2 separate regions of the Homo sapiens genome follow, and region 1 is linked to region 2. The links are chromatin contacts, found by Hi-C in ENCODE. All regions are on one chromosome and are shown on one strand. Each heading gives the region's core, a stretch centred on a gene start or an enhancer-like site at or near the end of the contact. The rest is flanking DNA. Distances are from core to core; before and after follow the strand shown. Region 1 has its middle 25 kb from the start of CKAP4. Region 2 holds the start of CASC18 (cancer susceptibility 18).

What was found. A loop is a pair of places that touch in the nucleus more often than their neighbours do. Pooled maps may share reads with other maps.
Region 1: a map of endothelial cell of umbilical vein shows a loop between it and region 2 (12-fold over the local background). The contact joins the enhancer-like site here to the promoter of CASC18 in region 2. A Hi-C loop is called at or near these places in 9 of 168 maps with a recorded cell type or tissue (A673, IMR-90, ascending aorta and 6 more), 2 of 37 single-sample maps with no recorded cell type and 29 of 50 pooled maps.

What each region holds. Positions count from the first base shown.
Region 1 is chr12:106,219,119-106,226,185 of GRCh38, forward strand. No RefSeq gene overlaps it. Among named protein-coding and RNA genes, the nearest start is that of CKAP4, 25 kb to the right of the region's middle. RefSeq lists an enhancer at 5,059-5,108 and a silencer at 5,159-5,268. Within about 2 kb of position 5,138, at least 2 of the 41 ENCODE cell types and tissues checked have a DNase peak (open chromatin) inside an H3K27ac peak, as active enhancers do.
Region 2 is chr12:105,701,824-105,708,316 of GRCh38, forward strand. CASC18 (cancer susceptibility 18) reads left to right here and starts at 2,380. Exons shown (of 5, transcript NR_110109.1): 1 at 2,380-2,433. LOC105369959 (a long non-coding RNA gene) reads right to left here and starts at 6,204. Exons shown (of 3, transcript XR_945309.3): 1 at 6,127-6,204; 2 at 4,942-5,013; 3 at 3,293-3,743.

The sequences.
Region 1 (7,067 bases), core at 3,888-6,387, 520 kb after region 2:
CTGCAGTTCTCTGTCCTGTAACCTCTAGCCATGTTGGCCTCACCAGGCTCCTGGCTTTGCCTCTTCAACTCAGGGAGACTGCCAGAATCCACCTGGGATCTCCCTCCCTGCACCACAGCCTGGGTTGCCCAACTCTCCTCAGTTGGGCAACATATTCCTCTCCAGGCAACAAGCTAGGGCAGCTATAGCACTCATTTCATTTGCTTCTCTTCTCTCAAAGATCGCTGTCCTTCATTGCCTAGTGATCAGTATCTTGAGAATCATTGTTTCATATATTTGATCCAATTTCTTACTTTTTTCAGAAGAGTGGGTAAATCCCCTGCTGTTATTCCACCTTGGCCAGAAGTAGAAGTCAAAATATGAGTTTTTCATTTATTTTCTTAGGGAATTTTCTGGCATACACTCGTCTGTGTTACATATATATAATGTATATATATGTATATATACACACACAAATCTTTACTGGGTGCTTGCTATGTGCAAGGCACTATAGTAGTGCTGGGGATAGAGCTCTCATCAAGACAGACACAACTTACAGCCTAGTAGATGAACTAGGCAAACACGTAACTATATAATTACCACAGTTCATCAAATCTAAGATGCCATTGCTCATAAATTGCACCATTAGTTTATATGCCACTAAAAAAAACACTACCAATGATACTTCTGAGATGCCTTCAATTATAAGATGCATCCCAACTTCAGAGATGTTAGGTGTTTAGAAACATATACACATATCAGAAAGTCAAGGAAATATAGTAATAATTAATTGCAATTTTGATGAGAGCTGAGATAGAGAAATCCAGAATGCCAGCAGGCCACGTATTAGAAAAACCTGACTTAGCCTGGAGAGGCAAGGAAGCCTTATTCACATGCAGCATTTCAGCTGAGATCAAAAAGATGACCTGGTGTTAGCCAAGTGAAGGTGGGTAATAGGAAGGGCATTCTAGGCAGAGGGACTAGGTTGTGCCAAGATGCCAAGGTGGTAAGCAGTTTTGCATTGGTGGGGAACTGAAAGTGCTTCTAGTGAAAACTGAGGGACTGCAATGTGATTTTTAACTTTACCGTCAGAGCAACACAAGCCAGACTGTAAACAAAGGAATGATACACAGTCGTGTATCACTTAACAATGGAGACAAATCCTGAGAAATGTGATGTGTGGTTAGGTGATTTTGTCATTGTGAGAATATCACAGAGTTCATACACAAACCTAGACAGCATAGCCTACTACACACCCAGGCTATATGTTATGGCCCATTGCTCCTAGACTGCAACCTATACAGCATGGGACTGTCCTGAATACTGTAGGCAATTGTAACAGAATGGGAAGTATTTCTGTATCAACATATGTAAACATAGAAAAGGGACAGTAAAAATATGGTATTATAATCCTGCAGGATCAACATCGTATATGCAGTTCATCACAGACTGAAATGTCATTAAGTGGCAAATGACCGTAAGTAAATTTGTCCTGTTGAAACATCACTCCGGCTTCTGTGTGACGGGTGGACTGGGAGAAGCACAGACACTGGTTAAGAGGCAATTACGAGAGTCTGGGAAAGACAGAATGATGGTTTGGACAAGAGTCATGGCAGTGGAAATCAGGAAAAGTTCCCGGGAGATATTTATAGAGATGCATCAATACGATGACCAGCTGTGGACACTAAGGGAGAGGGAGGCACAAGGACTCATGCTTCTGACATGAGAAATTAGATAGATGGAAAAGCCATTTACTCCGATATGGTTCAATGGAGAAGGAGGAGGTTTCAGAGGAGTGGTCAATGAGCTCATTTGGAGCACAGTGAATGTAATAAGTTTGTACCACTCATGGGTTTTTGTTGCAATCAACACAAAACACTCCTGAACATTTGCCACCTCAACCCTGAATGCTCAGTTTCTTCAGTTTCAGTGTAAATAATTCTTTTTTTTTTGGAGACTCAAGTATAGTTTTATTATCTTTCTACATAGAAAACCTAGTTTTAGGGTACATGTGCACCTATGTGCCACAAAGATTCAGAGCTCTAGTCTGAGAGTATGTAATTGGCTAAGAACTAGAAGAGATAACATCTGTGCCCCCTCCCTAAAATAGAAAGGGTGTTTTAATGATGGAGAGTCCACTGAAAGATCTTTAAGCAAGCCTTGGAAGGATATCCAGTGGCTCACGACCAAGCCCTTAGGACTGGTGGAGGAAAAGAAGCCTGCACAGCTCCCAAGAGGAAGTGGTCATCAGAAAGGCCAGAGATTCAGGTGCTTAAATTATTCAGGCAGGAGGTAGGCAAAGTTCAGGTGAAAACAGTCTGTTGTGGATGCTACTAGTGGCATCACCACACCAGGACATTTGCCACCTCAACCCTGGACCCTCAATGTCTTCAGTTTCAGTATAAATAACCTCTGATCATCTCTGCCCCACAAAGACTAGAAGTTCTAGTCTGAGAGCACGTAATTGGCTGAGAACTAGAAGAGAGGATATCTGAGCCCTTTCCCCCAAATAGATGGGGGCGGTTTAATGACAGAGATCTGCTGAAGGATCTTGGAACATCCGGGTAGAAATGACAAGTAAGCATTTGACCAGTGCTGAGCTGGAACTCAGAAGAAAGGTCTGGACTAGAGATAAAACTTTAGGGTCCTCAGCCTGTGTAGGTGGCCTGCATAATGTAGGCACAGATGGCATCACCCAGGAGGAAAACATAGAGCAAGGAGAGAGAACAGCTCACATCCAAGCCCTTAGGTCTGGTGGAGGAAGAGAAGCCTGCACAGCTAGCAAGAGGAAGTGGTCAAGAAAGTAAGAAGAAAACCAGGAGCATGAAGTTGCATGCACACCAAGGGAGGGAGTGGGCACCTGCAGTGAACACGGATGAGAGGCTAAGGGAGATGGGAACAGGAAGAACTCAGATCTTGAAAACTATCGGTGACTTCAGCAAGAACCATCTTGATGACAAAGAGCAGAGTTCATGATACAGGGGATTGAAGAGTGAAGACAAGCAGACAAGGACAGGTGACTCCTTGGAAGGTTTGTCTGTGGAGGGAAGGTAAGGGGTGAGATGGCACTGGAGCTTTTCTTTTTTTGTTGTTTTTTTTGTTTTTTTGCTTTTTTGTTTTCATGAATAGGAGAGAGGCAAACATGTTTAAGACTGGACTGGATAAAGCCAGGAAAGGAGAGGTTGAAGAGACAGGAGAGGAGGAAGAGGATCGAGAGTATCTCCTTCTGGGTGGTTGGGGCCATTCATTCAACAAATATCACTGAACCCTTAGCTACATGCTTGGGCATGATAGCACAGTGGTTCAGAGCACAGTCTCTGGGCCAGGCACGGTGGCTCTCGCCTGTAATCCCAGCACTTTGGGAGGCTGAGGCAGGCGGATCACCTGAAGTCAGGAGTTTAAGACCAGCCTGCCCAACATGGTGAAACCCCATCTCTACTAAAAATACAAAAATTAGCTGGGCGTGGTGGCACATGCCTGTAATTCCACCTACTCGGGAGGCTGAGGCAGGAGAATCACTTGAACCCAGGAGGCAGAGGTTGCCGTGAGCCAAGATCGCACTACTGCACTCCAGCCTGGGTGACAGAGTGAGACTCTGTCTCAAAAATAAAAAGTACATAGCCTCTGGAATGTCTGCATCTTGACTCTGCCTCTTACTAAGTGACCTGGTCAAGTCACATAAGCCATATGAAACTCAATTTCCTCAGCTGTAAATGGAACTAATAATACAACCTGCTTCACACACTTGTGAGGGATGAGTTAAAGCATGAAAATAATAATGGTAAACATTTAATGAGCACTTATTATGTGCTTATGATTTAGTTGTTTCAGACAGGTTGATAAATCCAGTCCCTGTTACTCTACCTGGCCAGAAACAGAAAGCAAGAGATTTTTTTTTTATGTATTTTCTTCTGAGATTTTTTTTTATCAGGATACATCAATCTGTGTAATATAGACATGCATGTATATATTCAACAAATCTTTGTTAGGTACCTGATAATAATGCTGTAAGCACTTTATAGATTTACTTCTCACGAATACTCTATGAGGTAGGTACTATTATAATCACCTCATTTTCCAGGTGAGGAACTGAGGCAATAAGTTTAAGTGCTTTGCCCCAAGTCACACACCCAGGTGGTCTAGCTGCAGAGCCTAAGTTTCTAGCCACGAGGCTATCCTGCCCCCACCAGCTCCAGAAACAAGTCCAAGGGTAATACCAGGACAGCGGGTAAGAGGGCCACAGCCACGGATGCAGGAATAGTCTGGAAAATGGGAAGTGAGGTAGGAGGGCCCTGAACAAGTCTCACCCACCCTATCCAGCGCTCACACTTCTGGTGCTGGCTTTGTGGTGCTAGGTGATTCTGGCAGGATCAGAGGCCAGTGGAGAAACAAATACCCAGAACCATCGAAAATACCCATTTGTCTCTTAATGACAAGCCCTTAGTCTTCCAGAGCACCCACTGAAATGACTCCAATGGAAAGAGACTCTGCCCAGAGTCAGAGGCTGGGAGGTGAGGGGACTGCCAATGGGGTTTCTGAAGCATAACAAGGCATGTTCGGTGGCCGCCTGAGCCAAGCCAGAAAGGGTTCGCCTGCTGACTTCACTTTTCATCTCTGCCAAGGAGCACCCAAGGCCACCACAGACTCTGCAGCAAGCCATTTCTGGAAGGCAGTTCCATCAAGAAAGAAAATAGGCTCTGCTTTTACAAAATGCAGAGATGGGCAAACCACCAGTGTGTGCTATCTGTAACTTTAATTGTTTCTTTGGGATTAAGCACTCCTCCAACAAGGGCAGGAGTGAGCTATAATGTCATGTTGGATTCCAGTCGACTTGGGGTGGTTTGACAGGCTGCCCAACCTGAGCATGTGACCCCAGGGGAGCTGTTTTAAGGCTTTTTTTTCCTCCTGCTGGATTCACTTAGACAGATTTTAGCCCCCAACAAAAGAAACTTTCCAGCCACACCCACCTCCTCCCCCAGCCCTTGCTTCTGGTTTCTTCCTTCTATAACCCACTTGGAATTCTTGGCTGATTCATTCCAGTTCTCTCCTGATGGGATTGCAGAATGTCAGAGCTAGAAGGGGCCATCAGGAAAAATTGGGCCAAGCTTCTTAACGGCAGGTCCCAGCTACTTCCATGCAGTCTGGCCTAGAACCTTCATCGGCTGCAGCTGCTCCCTCCCGGGCCGCTGCACTACAGTGCCCTCTTCTGGTAGTGGATGGCAATTGCCTCTGAGTGGCACCTGATTTTCAGGACTGTCCTGTGGCTCTGACATCTCCTCAGCATAGACTTTCTCTGCAGAGGGGCTCTAGGGGTTGAGTGTGTGGGCTGCCTCTCTGCAGATTTTACTCCCTCTCTCCTGTGCCCCTCCTTACCTCAGCAAGCCCCGGTTCCTTCCCGTGAAGGCTAGGAGGAAAGTAGCCATCTGCAGAAGAATCTGGGGAGGGACTGCCATGGTGGGCTTTAGTTCTTGGCTAGAAGAGCCTCTGTTCTCGGCAGGAGAAGCCAAATTGCACAAGAAAACCCAAAGATCTTCTTTGATGTACAAAGCCATGAAGTCACAGCCCTTAAAAGAGGTCGACAAAGAGCCCAAAGTTTCCATCAGGTTGACAATGTCCATGTAATTCATCTCACTCACTGCAAGGATCAAAACACCAAATGCTTCCAGGAGCCAGACAGGAGGCCTAAATGAATGGAGAAGCAGACACAAGTGAGTGGTGGGAAATGTGAGAATCTAGAGGCCACAGGCCCACCTGAAGACCTCACAATCAAACACAGGCCCACCTGAAGGCACTCACAATCAAACACAGGCCCACCTGAAGGCACTCACAATCAAACACAGGCCCACCTGAAGGCACTCACAATCAAACACAGGCCCACCTGAAGGCACTCACAATCAAACACAGGCCCACTTGAAGGCACTCACAATCAAACACAGGCCCACCTGAAGGCACTCATAATCAAAATTCCAAACTCAACGGGGCACAGTGGCTCATGCCTGTAATCCCAACACTTCAGCAGGCCGAGGTGCAAGGATTACTTGATCTGAGGAGTTTGATACCAGCCTAGGCAACATAGTGAGACCCCTGTCTCTATGAAAAGATCAAAACACGAGCCAGGTGTAGCGGTGTGCACCTGTGGTTCCAGCTACAAGAGAGGATTAAGCGGGAGGATCGCTTGAGCCCGGAGGGTCAAGGCTGCAAGTGAGCTATGATCATGCCACTGCACTCCAGCCTGGGCAATGGAGTAAGACCCTGTCAAAAAAAAAATTCTAAACTCACATTTTGCAGGCCAACAATAGAAGGGCTCATTTCACAAGCCTGGCATTTCAAATTCCCTGCATTTAGTCAATTTCTAAGTACTATTTATTGAGCACTTCACTGTCATGGCCACTGTTCTAAGCACCTCAGATGGAGTAAGCCTCACAACAACCCTATGAAGTAGGCACTATCATTAGCATCATTTGCATTTATAGGTGGGGAGACTGAGGCACGGAGCACTTAAGTAACTGTCCCGATGTCAGACAGATAGAATATGCCATGGCTGGGAACTCAAATAGTAAGGCTCAAAAACTCAACTTATCCAATTTCTTATCTTTTTTTTTTTTTTTTTTTTTGAGACAGGGTCTCACTTGGGCTAGAGGGCAGTGCTGCCGTCATGGGTCACTGCAGCCTTGACTTCCCAGGCTCAAGCAATCCTCCCACCTCAGCCTCCTGAATAGCTGGGTCTACAGACATGCATCACCACACCCGGCTAATTTTTATATTTTTTGTAGACATGGGGTTTTCCGCCATGTTGCCCAGGCTGGTCTCGAACTCCTGGGCTCAAGCAATCTGCCTGCCTTGTCCTCCCAAAGTGCTGGGATTACAGGCACAAGCCACTGCACCTGGCCAGAACCCAGTGTCTTAACCACCAGTACTATACACACAGTACAAGTACATAGTTGTATCCTGGGACATTATGGGAAGCTGATTTTATTACTATGGGAAAGGGAGTATGGTTTAACAGACAAAAAGCAGGCCTTATTAGAGACAAACAGAGTCCGAGTCCTGCTGCTACCACAGACTGCGTGCTCCCAGAGCAAATTAAT
Region 2 (6,493 bases), core at 1,130-3,629:
GATAACAGGATGAGTGAAGACTGTCCTGGCCTTCTAGGGAGCCTCATGCAATATGGTGGCGAGAAGCCCAGGTCTTGAAGCAGAGGGACATGTGGTTAATTCCTGGAGGTATAATCTTGGGAAAATCACTTAACCAACATGAGCCTCAGTTTTCTCATATGAAGGATGAGACCTACCTCGCAGAGTTTTGGTAGGGCTTAAATGTGACCATGACTCTATAGCAACTGTATAATGTGGGTGCACCAGCAACAATGAATTAATTGTTGGTGGTATCATGTATAGGAATGTCTAGTCAGAGGAAGAGAGTTCTAAGGCTGTAGTTGCTGCTGAAGACACATAGTAAATAGGGGTTCTGCTGTTTCAAAAAAAATTCTAAAAGGGAGAAATGGGCTAAATTTATCAAGCATGCTTAAAAACAACCTGACTCATAAATTGGCTAGACCAATTTTCTACAAAAGATTCCCAGGATCATAGGCATTGGTATCACCTGCTGCACTTTTTCAAGATGTAGACTCCTGAGCCAAGCCCTGTACCTACTGGGTCAGAAGCTCTCGACATGAGGCCTGAGAAGCTTTATTTTAACAGGTATGAAAGCCACTGAGTGTTGAGACTGTCTACCCTGTTCACTGCTGTATTCCCTGCACCTAGCAGAATGTCTGAGGAGCTCAGTAAATCCTGGGTGATTAAATGGACGAACAGATGAATCAATAACATGACTCTGACAAATAGGGCAGAGTAGGAGTTCTGATTTCTGCTCTTTCTTACATATGCCTTAGGCTGCAAGTTGCCTTCTCCTCTCTTCTTTTTCCTTTTAACGCTGTCCTTAGGGTCGTCATCACCTGATTTTACTGCAGAGACTTGGTGAGGCAGAAAAAGGTGAACCCCGGGCTTTTCCCTGCCTGAGAAGTCCCAACCTGTGAGCTAGATTTATATACAGCAGTGGATTGAGCAGTGCTTCTCAATCCTGGCTGCACTTTAGAATGACCTGAGGCTTGGCCCGCACCCTAGACAAATTAAATCAGAATAACTGGAATGGAGGTCCAGGTATTGAAATTTTTCAAAAGCTCCCAAGTGATTCTGTTTCATAGTGAAGTTGAGAACCACTGGCAAACCATAATATGGATACCTCTAAAAATCTTAGTGTTGAGTGCAAAAGGTGGTAAACGATTTATAGCACGTTACTACTTAAGGATATTAAACTTTAATATACACACAAAACCAAGTTCTGTGTTTTTTGGAGATAATCTAAGGACATATAAGAAATCCCAGGAAGGAAGACAGGAGAGGGAAATGGGAGGAAACAGGAGCGAGAATAGAGAATAAATGGGGAAATATAAAATAAAACAAGACAGCGAGATTACACAGACCTTAAAGACTAAAAAGCGTGGCTCCCAAACATCAAATCACCATAGTTAGTATGAACAGGGCAGTCATGTGTACTAGACACAGTGTAATTGGTTTACACACCTTATGTCTGTTAATCTTCATAACAACTCTGAGGTAGGTGTTACTATTTAGAGTCATTTTATAGAGGAGGAAACTAAGGCTTAACCAAGATCATACAACTAGTAAGTGACAGATTTGGGTATAAGCCCTGTCTACCTGGATGGAGTCCAGGCTCTGTTTGCTCCATTCATCACCTCTTTGAGTCCTCTCGAGCACCTGCTGGAAAGAAAATGTCCTCCTCCCCAAGCCCACGTCTCTGCTAGGCAGCTCAGGAACCACCAGCACATACTTCATCCCAGCCCTTGCCAAAGATGGGAATGAGAATGACCATCCAATGTTCTGTGCCCAATGCAGAAGAAAACCTACACATACAACCTTCCTGACCTGGAAACATCCAAAATCAGCCTCAGTTTCCTAATGAGCCTTTCCCTGCCTGAAAAGTCCCAACCCGTGAGCTAGATTTATATACAGCAGTGGATTGAGCAGTGCTTCCCAATCCTGGCTGAAGACGAGCAATGTTTGTTGGGTTCAAGGAATAGAAAAAAGCCTCGCATGGCTGGAATAGAAGAGGAAGATGGTGGGTGCTGCAGCAGAGAAGGCAGGGGCTCAGAGCTCTTCACTTCCCACCAGACATTCCTTTTCCCTTGGGGATGGACTGAGCATGTGGAAGATTTTCCATGCAACTTCATATCCACTGTTCACAACACCTGCCTCTGAGGACGTGATCTTCCTACCAATCTCAGGACCTTTCAAAATTAATTATAATAAAAATGTATTTATTGAGGCAGGCATAAATATTAGTCTCCATTTTCTTCAGAGAAAACAGAAGCATACAGCGGTAGCTTGAACAAAATTTCCCAACCAGAAAGGGATGAGGGAGGAGAGACCGGAAGTACAAGCTCCTCTTATCTGAGTTGCCGCCGTCTAGAGGTGAGCTGATTTTCTGACAGCCCCTTCTCCTCTCCTCACTGGATATCCAGTTTCCAGGTAGGTCCTTCCAGGTAGGCGCCCCCCTGACCTCAATGCGTGCTCCAGCTCTGGGGTGCATTCACAGGGGTAGGACATAGAAGGTAAACTCTGACCAGCTGCATGTGCAGCTACCTCTGCAGAAAAAATCAAGAGGCGCTGGAAGCCCTTCTCCCTTTGCTTAACAACATCTCCCCTGCTGCCCCACAGCAGTATCTGAAGTTCCCCTGTTGGCTTATGGAAATAAAGGCTTTTGTTAAAATATAAATCTGTAATCTGACGGGATGTGAAAAGATTAAGGGACGGGCTGCCCAAACTTTACTGTGCTTGACACTCAACTTATAAGTGTATTGGAAATGCAGATCTTAGGTTCTTATACCACAGATTCTGATTCAACAGGCACCAAATGGGGCCCAGGTAGCTGCAATTCCAACAAACACTTCAGGTGTTTCTGATGCTCGTGTTCTCTGAATCTCGTTTTGAGAAACACTGTGTGACTATGAACTCTTCAATTAGTTAATGAGACTTGGCCCAGAGGTCAATTTTGTCTATAATGAAGCAGAGAGGAGAAAGACACAGCTGCTCCCCCTCTGACTTGGTCTTTCTCTGTCCCGTTCAAAGCTGTGTTCATAGCTCAGGGCTTTAAGAGAGAGTGTTCAGAGCCCTAACTCAGAAGGACCGCCTGGAGACCTGCCAGGGTTTTGCCTAGACACACGTCACACCTTTACAGGGGTGGCGAAGGCTTGTGCTATCTCAAGACCTCACGCAGTACTTCTCAGTTTAATGGGCCCACTCAAGAGGTAAACGTGGAAAAAGAAAAGTTATATGCACACACACCCACACCCACACCCACACCCACACACACACACACACAGAGCAATAAAACAGGAGCAATTTATTCATAAGATTCTAAGTCATGAATTGTCTCTACTTACAAAATATTAGCCTATAAATTATGATTCTGCCAAGCTTCATTTTGAACAAACCCACAATCTCAGAAACATCAGCAGTTCAACTGCAGAGAGAGATGATGAGGTGGCTTGAGAAGAGTGACAGAAATGTCTCTGGATGGGATTCTGGACCTTCTGGGAGGAGGCTTCTTTGAAGGCCACCTGGCGATCGCGTGGTTTCTGATTCTCCCCGTAGTGATCGTGCCTTCCCAGGTACTGAATGGATCTCTTTGAGCTCTTTGCGTGGCCGATGTGTGAACTTTTGGCATGGCCAGTGTGTTCAGTGGGAGTGCTGGGGTTTACAATTGGAGGAAGGATACCGACTCCCTTTATGGCTGGAGCTTCTTGGGATTCCTAAGTGTCACCTTGGTCCACAAGTAGCTGTTAAAAATTAGAAAAAAGTCAGCTGTTTGTCTTCTCATTCTTCTACAGGGCTCCCAGAGATTAAGACAGCCGAGCCTTCCTCTCCCTGAAGGGCCCATCTCTTTCTGAAATTTAAATAATTTGGGCATTTAAAAAAATGTACAATTAAATTATTATTGACTACAGTCCTCGTTTTGTGCTATCAAATACTAGGCGTTATTCATCCGGAAAAGTGATACTTTGAATTGTGGTGATACAGTGTTTCAACAGATCCTTATATCCTTCCAAAGTCTTGAATGCTATTACAACAGGGCGTCACATGAGGGCGCTCTAGAGAATCCGCAAGAGCAAATTCCGTAGTAAATGGGGAGGAGGGAGTTGTTATTAATAGATTTTACTTTTTAGTTTGAGTTTCCTTAGTCTAGAAGGACTCACAGAATTCCCAACTGTGCTTGCATGCCTGCTGTGCCCAGCGTGTGAGTGTGAGTGTATGTGTGTGTGTATGTGTGTGTGTGATGCACGCATGGAGGGGTTAGGGAGGATGCAGGAATAGAAGTTGATGAGGGACAAAGGGGAGGGAAAATTAAAATGATGAGCTTCAGAAGTCACCTTCTTTACAATTTGAGAGGCAATGTTCTGCTCCTATCTCTTGAAATGTCCTCTATCTCTTCCTTTCAAGGGAAAAAACACCAGTTCCCACCCAAGAGTTCTCCAGGACAAGGGAGGCCCTGGAGAAATGCAGTCAGAGGCAAATGGGAACAGATAGCTGCTTGTCAGCGCAGGTGCATCTCTTCCAGTCCACTTTGGCTGAGACTAACCTGACCTTGCTGAGCCCTGGCCTTGCCGTCAGCTTGCGCTGACAACAGGAGACCAGGCCACACTCTCCTAGCAGCTGCCCAGGCGAGGCTCATGCCCCAGAAAAAGCAGCTCCAGTTACACATTAGTCACAGAAATAACAATGATCAAAGGGAGCCAAAGGCATGAAATGGCTTCATTTTCCCAATTTAATTATGGGACTGGAGGATCCATTTCAATCTGGAAGGAGCCTGATTTCAACTTGTTATAAAATGGTTGGATAAAGTGCTGTATATTATTTTTTGTTTCTACCCTCATCCCTCCTCCCCATCTGCAATACAAGTTTTCATAGGCTTTTGAGTCCTTTTCAGCCCCTCCCTGTAGACGCACGATAAGAAACATAAATATGCCCCTTTCTTACTTGAGTCCTACTCGTGATGCTGATGCGCCCAATTAGAGTCTGTAGTTAAGGCCCCTGGGATTGTTCTGGGCCCTGGAAAAGAATGGCAGCAGGTGAGTGATGAGAGGTCCTCCCCCTCAGGGCAAGTGCAATGGCCTCATTGAGAAAGTATTCAGCCATCTGTAAAAAGGGGCCTATGGCAGTGGGGTCAGATGACAATGCCCCACATGCTTTAGTGGTTAAGATGCTTCAGTGCTCAGATGCTTTAGTGGCTACAAGTTTTTTACTGGGCTGAGAAAGATGTGGATCAAAGCTGTGTTCCAGGTACATGTGATGGGCTTTCTATCCCCTGCCACACACACCCACACACATGCACACACGTGCACACACACATATACACGTGGACCCTCTTGCCCCAAAGCCAGGCCTTGAGCTTTGAAAGGCTAGAGGCAAGAATTAGACCGGGGATGTGTATTTCTGTCCTTAGAAGTTGGCTGGCTGTTTTATACTTACTAAATGACAAAGTGTGATGAAATTGTTGCCTAGTAAGGACAAAGCCACAAGGTTTTTTTTTGTTTTGTTTTGTTTTGCAGAGGGGAGGGGAAGGGCAATGATGAGACAATTCTTTTTGGGTCAACCATCGTACATAGCACATAGAAGATTTGACTGGGACCACATAGTGAATGGCGTCCTTTAGAGCTTACATGGGCGCACAGAATCAGGCAGGGGCTAGAAGTCAGGGGTGCAGTTTCTAGACCAGCTCTGCCGCTGACTTGCCCTGTAAATTTGGGAGGGACTCCTCTCCACTCCGGGGTTCATGTTCTTCCTCTGGACTGGGCGATTTCTCTCTCTGCACCTTTTCGCTCCAAGGATCTACTAGTCCATGTCTCTCTGATGCTTAAACATCTGTGTGCAGCATTTTTAGGAGGCCTCTTTCCTCTGCAAAATAAGAGGCCTCTGCTCTTACATTACTTTGGGATATGTTTGGAATTTTACTTATTCTCCACAAGATTTAACTGTAGTACAAGGTGAGTCTTTTTCCTACTTCCCGGGAATTAACCTATGGCATAAATTACAGGCAGGAAATAGATGGAGCAGATAAACATGGAAGGCTTGCTTTCTTTTCCTCTTCGTCTTTCCTTGAACTTTTTTGCACATCCATATTAAAACCCGTTTCTGGCTTTCTCCCTTCACACTCCTACTTACGGGGTTTACAGAACGAGGATCTCTCGGCAAGATCAAACTTGGTCTCCCCTCATATAAAATTTGACTGAGCTCCTCCTCGTGAAATGGATTCACCTTTTGTACTGGGAAAAAAAAAAGGTTTTTAAAGTAGTTAAAGTAAAAAAAAAAAATAAGGACGGAATCTGCACGAGGCAAAATTACATTGATATCTTCTCTTAAACAAAGAGGATAGATTTCTTTACAAATTCTGTATGTCCAGATACCATTTAGAAGCAAACTCTGATTTCACATTGAGGCTGAAAATGTGTATACTCAAAGCTGATAAGAAGCCACACATAGAGTAATTTATGTCTTATATTTTATGTGATATACTTGACAACATAAATAA